Linked DNA regions of Homo sapiens: region 1 is linked to region 2. Evidence: read pairs that join two places in POLR2A ChIA-PET (ENCODE). Cell type or tissue: CD4-positive, alpha-beta T cell. All regions are shown on one strand. Each heading gives the region's core, and the rest is flanking DNA. Links, peaks and the distances in the headings are about the cores only. Region 1 overlaps RPS6KA5 (ribosomal protein S6 kinase A5). Region 2 overlaps DGLUCY (D-glutamate cyclase).

Region 1 (2,916 bases), core at 176-2,675, 270 kb after region 2:
CTTGTAAAGGCCTAAATGGCCTTTTTCTCTATAAATGGAGCGGAGGTGGAAAGGATCATAATAGCATTCCATTTTCTACATATTAAACATTCTCCTGCTAACAACATGTTTCTTTAAATTACCCCTTTCCTCTAGAAGTTTATTTTAATATATATACAATGGCCAAGCACAAGTTATGTGCTTATAATGGAAAACATTACAGCTGCAGAGAGAAAAAAACACTTAACTAGAAAGTCAAGAGACTGTGTTCAAATCCTGACTCTTCCACCAACTGGTGTTTGGGTGAAAAGGTTATTTCTTATTTCTCGGCCTCAGTTTCACTGGATCAAATAAAGGAGATGAACTAAATGATCTGAATTCCATTTTAGCTGAGAAATTTGAAGATCTGTGATTTAATTATTTTGTTTCTATTGCATCTACAAGACAGCATAATAAAAAACATTTTATGGGCCAGGCGCAGTGGCTCACACCTGTAATTATTTTGTTTTGGGTTTTTTGTTTGTTTTCTTTTTGGCTTAACACCTTTCTGAAGCACTTCGGGAGGCCAAGGTGGGCGGATCACTAGGTCAGGAGATCGAGACCATCCTGGCTAACACAGTGAAACCCTGTCTCTGCTAAAAATACAAAAAATTAGCCGGGCATGGTGGCGGTCGCCTGTAGTCCCAGCTACTCAGGAGGCTGAGGCAGGAGAATGGCGTGAACTCAGGAGGTGGAGCTTGTAGTAGTGAGCCGAGATCGCGCCACTGCCCTCCAGCCTGGGCGACAGAGCGAGACTCCGTCTCAAAAAAAAAAAAAAATTTATGGTAGTTGATTAAACTTACTAAATTTTATCAACCAAGAAGTGCACATTTTCATATTTTACTGTCACTGAAATCAGTATGCATGTTACAGTGGCCATCATCTTATATTCTTATGATTAATACTTTTTTCTTCTTAATGATACATAAAATAATTGTGTATCTTACTATCAGTAATGGCATCTTAGATTTGAAAAAATGTGGTAGTAGGAGACCTGTAGGATTTAATTCAGTAAGTGTTATCTGAGATTGTTTTAAATGATAGAAGGAGCACAAAGAAACAGAGCAAAGGGTTGGATTTCAGTAATATAACTCAGTAAGTGACCTAGAGGGAAAAGGGGCTTGCATTATTCTATGGGGGACATAAGAGGCAGTGTTTAAAATGCTTGAACACAGTTGAATAAGAAAAGAGTGATCACATCCATATGATGGTATCATTTGAACTTCTAGACATAAGCACATGCCTGATTTACAGTGGATTTATTTTCCAGTCTGTCTGGATGCCCAGGAGGAAAAGCAAGTGCAGGCAGAGAGCTAAGTAACACTGCCTCTAGAAAATAGGAACATTCTTTTAGAGCTAATATCCACATCTGTAGAGCCTTTGGAAACCCTTTATTTCAGTTTTTTATTTTGTTTTGGGTTTTTTGTTTTCTTTTTGGCTTAACACCTTTCTGAGGAGGCTCAGGACAAAAGTATTCTTCTGTTGTCTTTAAAGGTAAACTAGGGTGTCTTGGTGCCCCCCAGAGGACACTCTGAGATTCAACAGCGATAGTCTCATCTTTGAGGCACAGCATTGGTTGGAGCTATAAACTGCTGTGATCTTGTTTGGAGAAAATATGTTTTTTATTATTGATTTGAAATATGTTCTCTTATTTTTATCCTCTCTCCCTACCAGTCAAAATCCTAATTTATCTTTGTTATTCTTAGAAAGTACATTTTGACTATTGATTTCTACTTTGTACCAACTTTCTTTGTTTTAGAAAATAAATTGGGATGATTTAGCCGCCAAAAAAGTGCCTGCACCATTTAAGCCAGTCATTCGAGATGAATTAGATGTGAGTAACTTTGCAGAAGAGTTCACAGAAATGGATCCCACTTATTCTCCCGCAGCCCTGCCCCAGAGTTCTGAGAAGCTGTTTCAGGTAATTTCCCATCCTGTGCACATGCACATTGGCCATATGTCCTTTGAAAGAAAAGATTAAATTTCCCATATTGAAGTAGTTTTGTTGGCATCATAAAAATGGGATTCTCTAATATCCTCTAAATTATTAAATGCAGAAATATTGCACATTGTTAACCGAAGCTTATAGTTTGCTCAATAGCAGATATTGTTTATGCATTTATTTTTGATATAAGGGAAGTTTTAATTTTATACCTGAAATTTTATTTTTGTTCAGATTCTTTTATAGAAAATACAATAATCTTTTATTTTACCTCTATTCATATTTAAAAATTTTTATTTATATAGACAGGGTCTCACTCTGATGCCCAGACTGGAGTGTAGCAGTGCTGTCCTAGCTCACTGCAGCCTCAGACTCCTGGGCTCAAGTGATCCTCTCACCTTAGCCTCTGGGATAGCTGAGACCACAGGTGCAAACCAGCACACCCAGCTAATTTTTCTATTTTTTGCAGAGATAGGATCTTGCTATGTTGCCTAAGCTGGTCTTGAACTCCTGGCCTCAAGTGATCCTCCTGCCTTGGCCTCCCAAAGTGCTGGCATTACAGGCATGAGCCACCACGTCCAGCCAAAAAAATTTTTTTTTTTTAAGAAACAAGGTCTCACTCTGTCACCCAGGCTGGAGTGCAGTGGCATGATCATAGCTCACTGCAGCCTTTTTAACTGCTTGGCTCAGGGGATCCTCTTGCCTCAGCCTCCTGAATAGCTGGGACCACAGGTGCATGCCACCACACCCACCTAATTAAAAAAAAATTGTAGAAACAGGGTCTTACTTTGTTGCCTAAGCTGGTCTTGAACTCTGGCCTCAAGCGATCCTCCTGCCTTGGCCTCCCAAAGTGCTGGGATTCTAGGCATGAGCCACCGTGCCCCTCAACCCCCATATAAAAACATTCTTTAGTTCACAATGTTACCTTATTCTTTACCTTCAGTAATTAATCTTAA
Region 2 (2,916 bases), core at 213-2,712:
ACAGAGGGCCTTGCGCATAATAGGTGTTCAACAAATGCAGATGTGAATTGAGTAAATAAATCTTGGATTTCACAGAAACAATAAAGTTTCTTTTTTTTTTGAGACAGAGTCTCGCTCTATCACCCAGGCTGGAGTGCAGTGGTGAGATCTCAGCTCGCTGCAACCTCCGCCTCTGGGGTTCAAGCAATTCTCAGCCTCCCAAGTAGCTGGGATTATAGGTGTGTGCCATCACGCCTGGCTAATTTTTGTATTTTTAGTAGAGACAGGGTTTTACCATGTTGGCCAAGATGGTCTTGAACTCCTGACCTCAAGTGATCCGACCACCTCAGCCTCCCAAAGTGCTGGGATTACAGGCGTAAGCCACCACACTTGGCTTAAAGTTTCATATTTAATAGAAAGAGTCAGCCAGCACTTCAAAATAAAAATCTAATAGATACATAACTTTTAGATTTGATGTGTAAGGGGAAAAAGTCTTGAATCTGATGATGAATTTAATTATCGCTTGTCTGTGTTTTGGATGGCACCTAAAACTGGTCACTCCAAAACCAGGTAGATGTCAGAACAGTCAGCTCAGAGCATGACACGGGGTTTTGCCCCCATCAGTTGTGAGGTCTGTTGCACATAATCTATTGCTAATAGAAGTTTAAATATTGAAGTTCAAGGTAGGCATGGTGGCTCACGACTATAATCCCAGCACTTTGGGAGGCTGAGGTGGGAGGATCGCTTGAGCCCAGGAGTTCAAGACCAGCTTGGGCAACATAGTGAGACCCCATCTCCACAAAAATTTAAAAATTAGCTGGACATGATGGTGCATACCTGTAGTCCAGCTACTCCAGAGGCTCAGGTGGGAGGATTGCTTGAGCCTAGGAGGTCAAGGCTACAGTGAGCTGTGATCGTGCCACTGCACTCAGCCTGGGTGACAGAGCGAGACCTTGTCTCAAAAAAAAAAAAAGGGAATTTGAGAATGATTCAAGATTGTCCCTCTCTGATGTCATTTGTTCTCATCTACGATCAATTGTGCTATCGCTGTCAGAACTAAAGGACTGGAACATGCCATGCTGGGGTGCCCACAGCAGTGAGATCTCCTCTGCAGGGCACCTGCCACGACCGATGGTGGGAAAGCGGTGAGGCCACTGGGCTGGGGGACGTTTACTGCACGTGGGTGGGTGTGTCTACACACATGCCCACACACACACTCAGACAAGACCATGAGCGCCCAGAGGACTCCATCCTGTCCCATGGAGCACTGTACTCCTGAGGCCTGGGTGCATGCCTGGCACATAGCAGGTTCTCAACACATGCACTTAAATAAATGAACAAATGGAATCCTGTGGATCTTGGCAGCCACGCCTCATCACCACATTAGGGATGATCTTTCCCTCGCATGAGGCCATTCTGATAGCTGAACTCTCACGAATGCTTTCAAAATAAATTAAAGTAACACTACAGTATGTGCTTACAGCGCAAGTGTGGCTGGCCTGGCCAGAATTTTCCAGTGTCCATGACCATGGTCTGCAATAGCTGTTATTTTTCATGTTTCTGTCACCTTCCTATCTTACTGAGAGCTAGCGAGGGCGCCCTCGTGTGTCTCTTCATTGTAATATCACCTAGGCCTTGGAAAAAATGTACTGCTGCTGGCCTTGTTTATAATCACCTTGCAAATACCACAGGAAATGACTTGTTTAGTTATATTTCTTGGCTTCACCTTTGTTTTCAAGGCCCCATCAATCTCCAAAATGTCTCAAAAAGCCAAGCTAAAGGTTAGTCCTCCTGCTAGAATGGGCTGGGATGCTTCAGCAGATAAAAATATATATTTAATCAAAACGGCTGAAGCAATGGCTCATGCTGTTATCCCTATGACTCAGGAGGCTGGGGCAGGAGAATCACTTGAGCCCAGAACTTTGAGACCAGCCTGGACATTGTAACAAGACCCCATCTCTACAAAAAATTTCTAAAAATTGGTTTGGTATGGCGGCGTATGCCTGTAGTCCCAGCTACCTGGGAAGCTGAGATGGGAGGATCACTTGACCCCAGAGGTTTGAGGCTGCAGTGAGCTATGATGATGCCACTGAACTCAAGCCTTGGCAATAGAGTGAGACTCTGTGAAAGAAAGAAAGAAAGAGAAAGAAAGAAAGACAAGACAAGAAGGAAGGGAGAGAGAGAGAAAGAAGAAAGAAGAAGGGAAGGAAGGAAGGAAATATATTTAATCAAAACATATTTGAGGCTGGACACGGTGGCTCATGCCTGCAATCCAAGCACTTTGGGAGGCTGAGGTGGGAGGATCACTTGAGGCCAGGAGTTCAAGACCAGCGTGGCCAACATGGCAAAACCTCGTCTCTACTAAAAATACAAAAATTAGCCAGGTGTGGTGGCATGCACCTGTAATTCCAGCTACTTGGGAGGCTGAGGCACACCTCCCTCGCTGGAGCCCAGGAGGCGGAGCTTGCAGTGAGCCGAGATCGTGCCACTGCACTCCAGCCTGGGCGACAGAGTGAGACTGTGTCTCAACAAAACCAAAAAACCAACGACAAAAAAATTGAGTTGTAAGACAAAGTGCTCTGGTAAGGAGATCCAGCCCTGGGATTAAAAGAAGGAAACCAGGCCAGGCGCGATGACTCACGCCTGTAATCCCAGCACTGTGGGAGGCAAAGGTGGGCAGACCACGAGGTCAGGAGATTGAGACCATCCTGGCCAACATGGTGAAACCCCGTCTCTACTAAAAATACAAAAATTAGCTGGGCATGGTGGCACATGCCTGTAATCCCAGCTACTCAGGAGGCTGAGACTGAAAAATCGCTTGAACCAGGGAGCTGGAGGTTGCAGTGAACCGAGATTGCACCACAGCACTCTAGCCTGGCAACAGAGTGAGACCCTGTCTCAAAAAAAAATAAATAAATAAAAGAAGGAAACCAGAGA

The links. Peaks named below come from ENCODE experiments on the same cell type or tissue, not always from the same donor. Only the 100,000 strongest peaks of a DNase experiment are listed, where the experiment ranks them.
Region 1: POLR2A ChIA-PET joins it to region 2 with 11 read pairs; 10 of 35 experiments call an interaction of 5 or more read pairs at or near these places.

The regions. Positions count from the first base shown.
Region 1 is chr14:90,901,831-90,904,746 of GRCh38, reverse strand. RPS6KA5 (ribosomal protein S6 kinase A5) reads left to right here. Exons shown (of 17, transcript NM_004755.4): 9 at 1,778-1,939. Among named protein-coding and RNA genes, the nearest start is that of LINC02321, 75 kb to the right of the region's middle. In CD4-positive, alpha-beta T cell, for the core only: CTCF peaks have their summits at 1,343 and 1,542 (motif pointing left); a DNase peak (open chromatin) is centred at 1,536.
Region 2 is chr14:91,176,208-91,179,123 of GRCh38, reverse strand. The region is part of intron 7 of DGLUCY (D-glutamate cyclase); the gene reads right to left. Among named protein-coding and RNA genes, the nearest start is that of SNORA11B, 51 kb to the right of the region's middle. In CD4-positive, alpha-beta T cell, for the core only: CTCF peaks have their summits at 1,373 and 1,573; a DNase peak (open chromatin) is centred at 1,573; H3K27ac peaks cover 735 bases.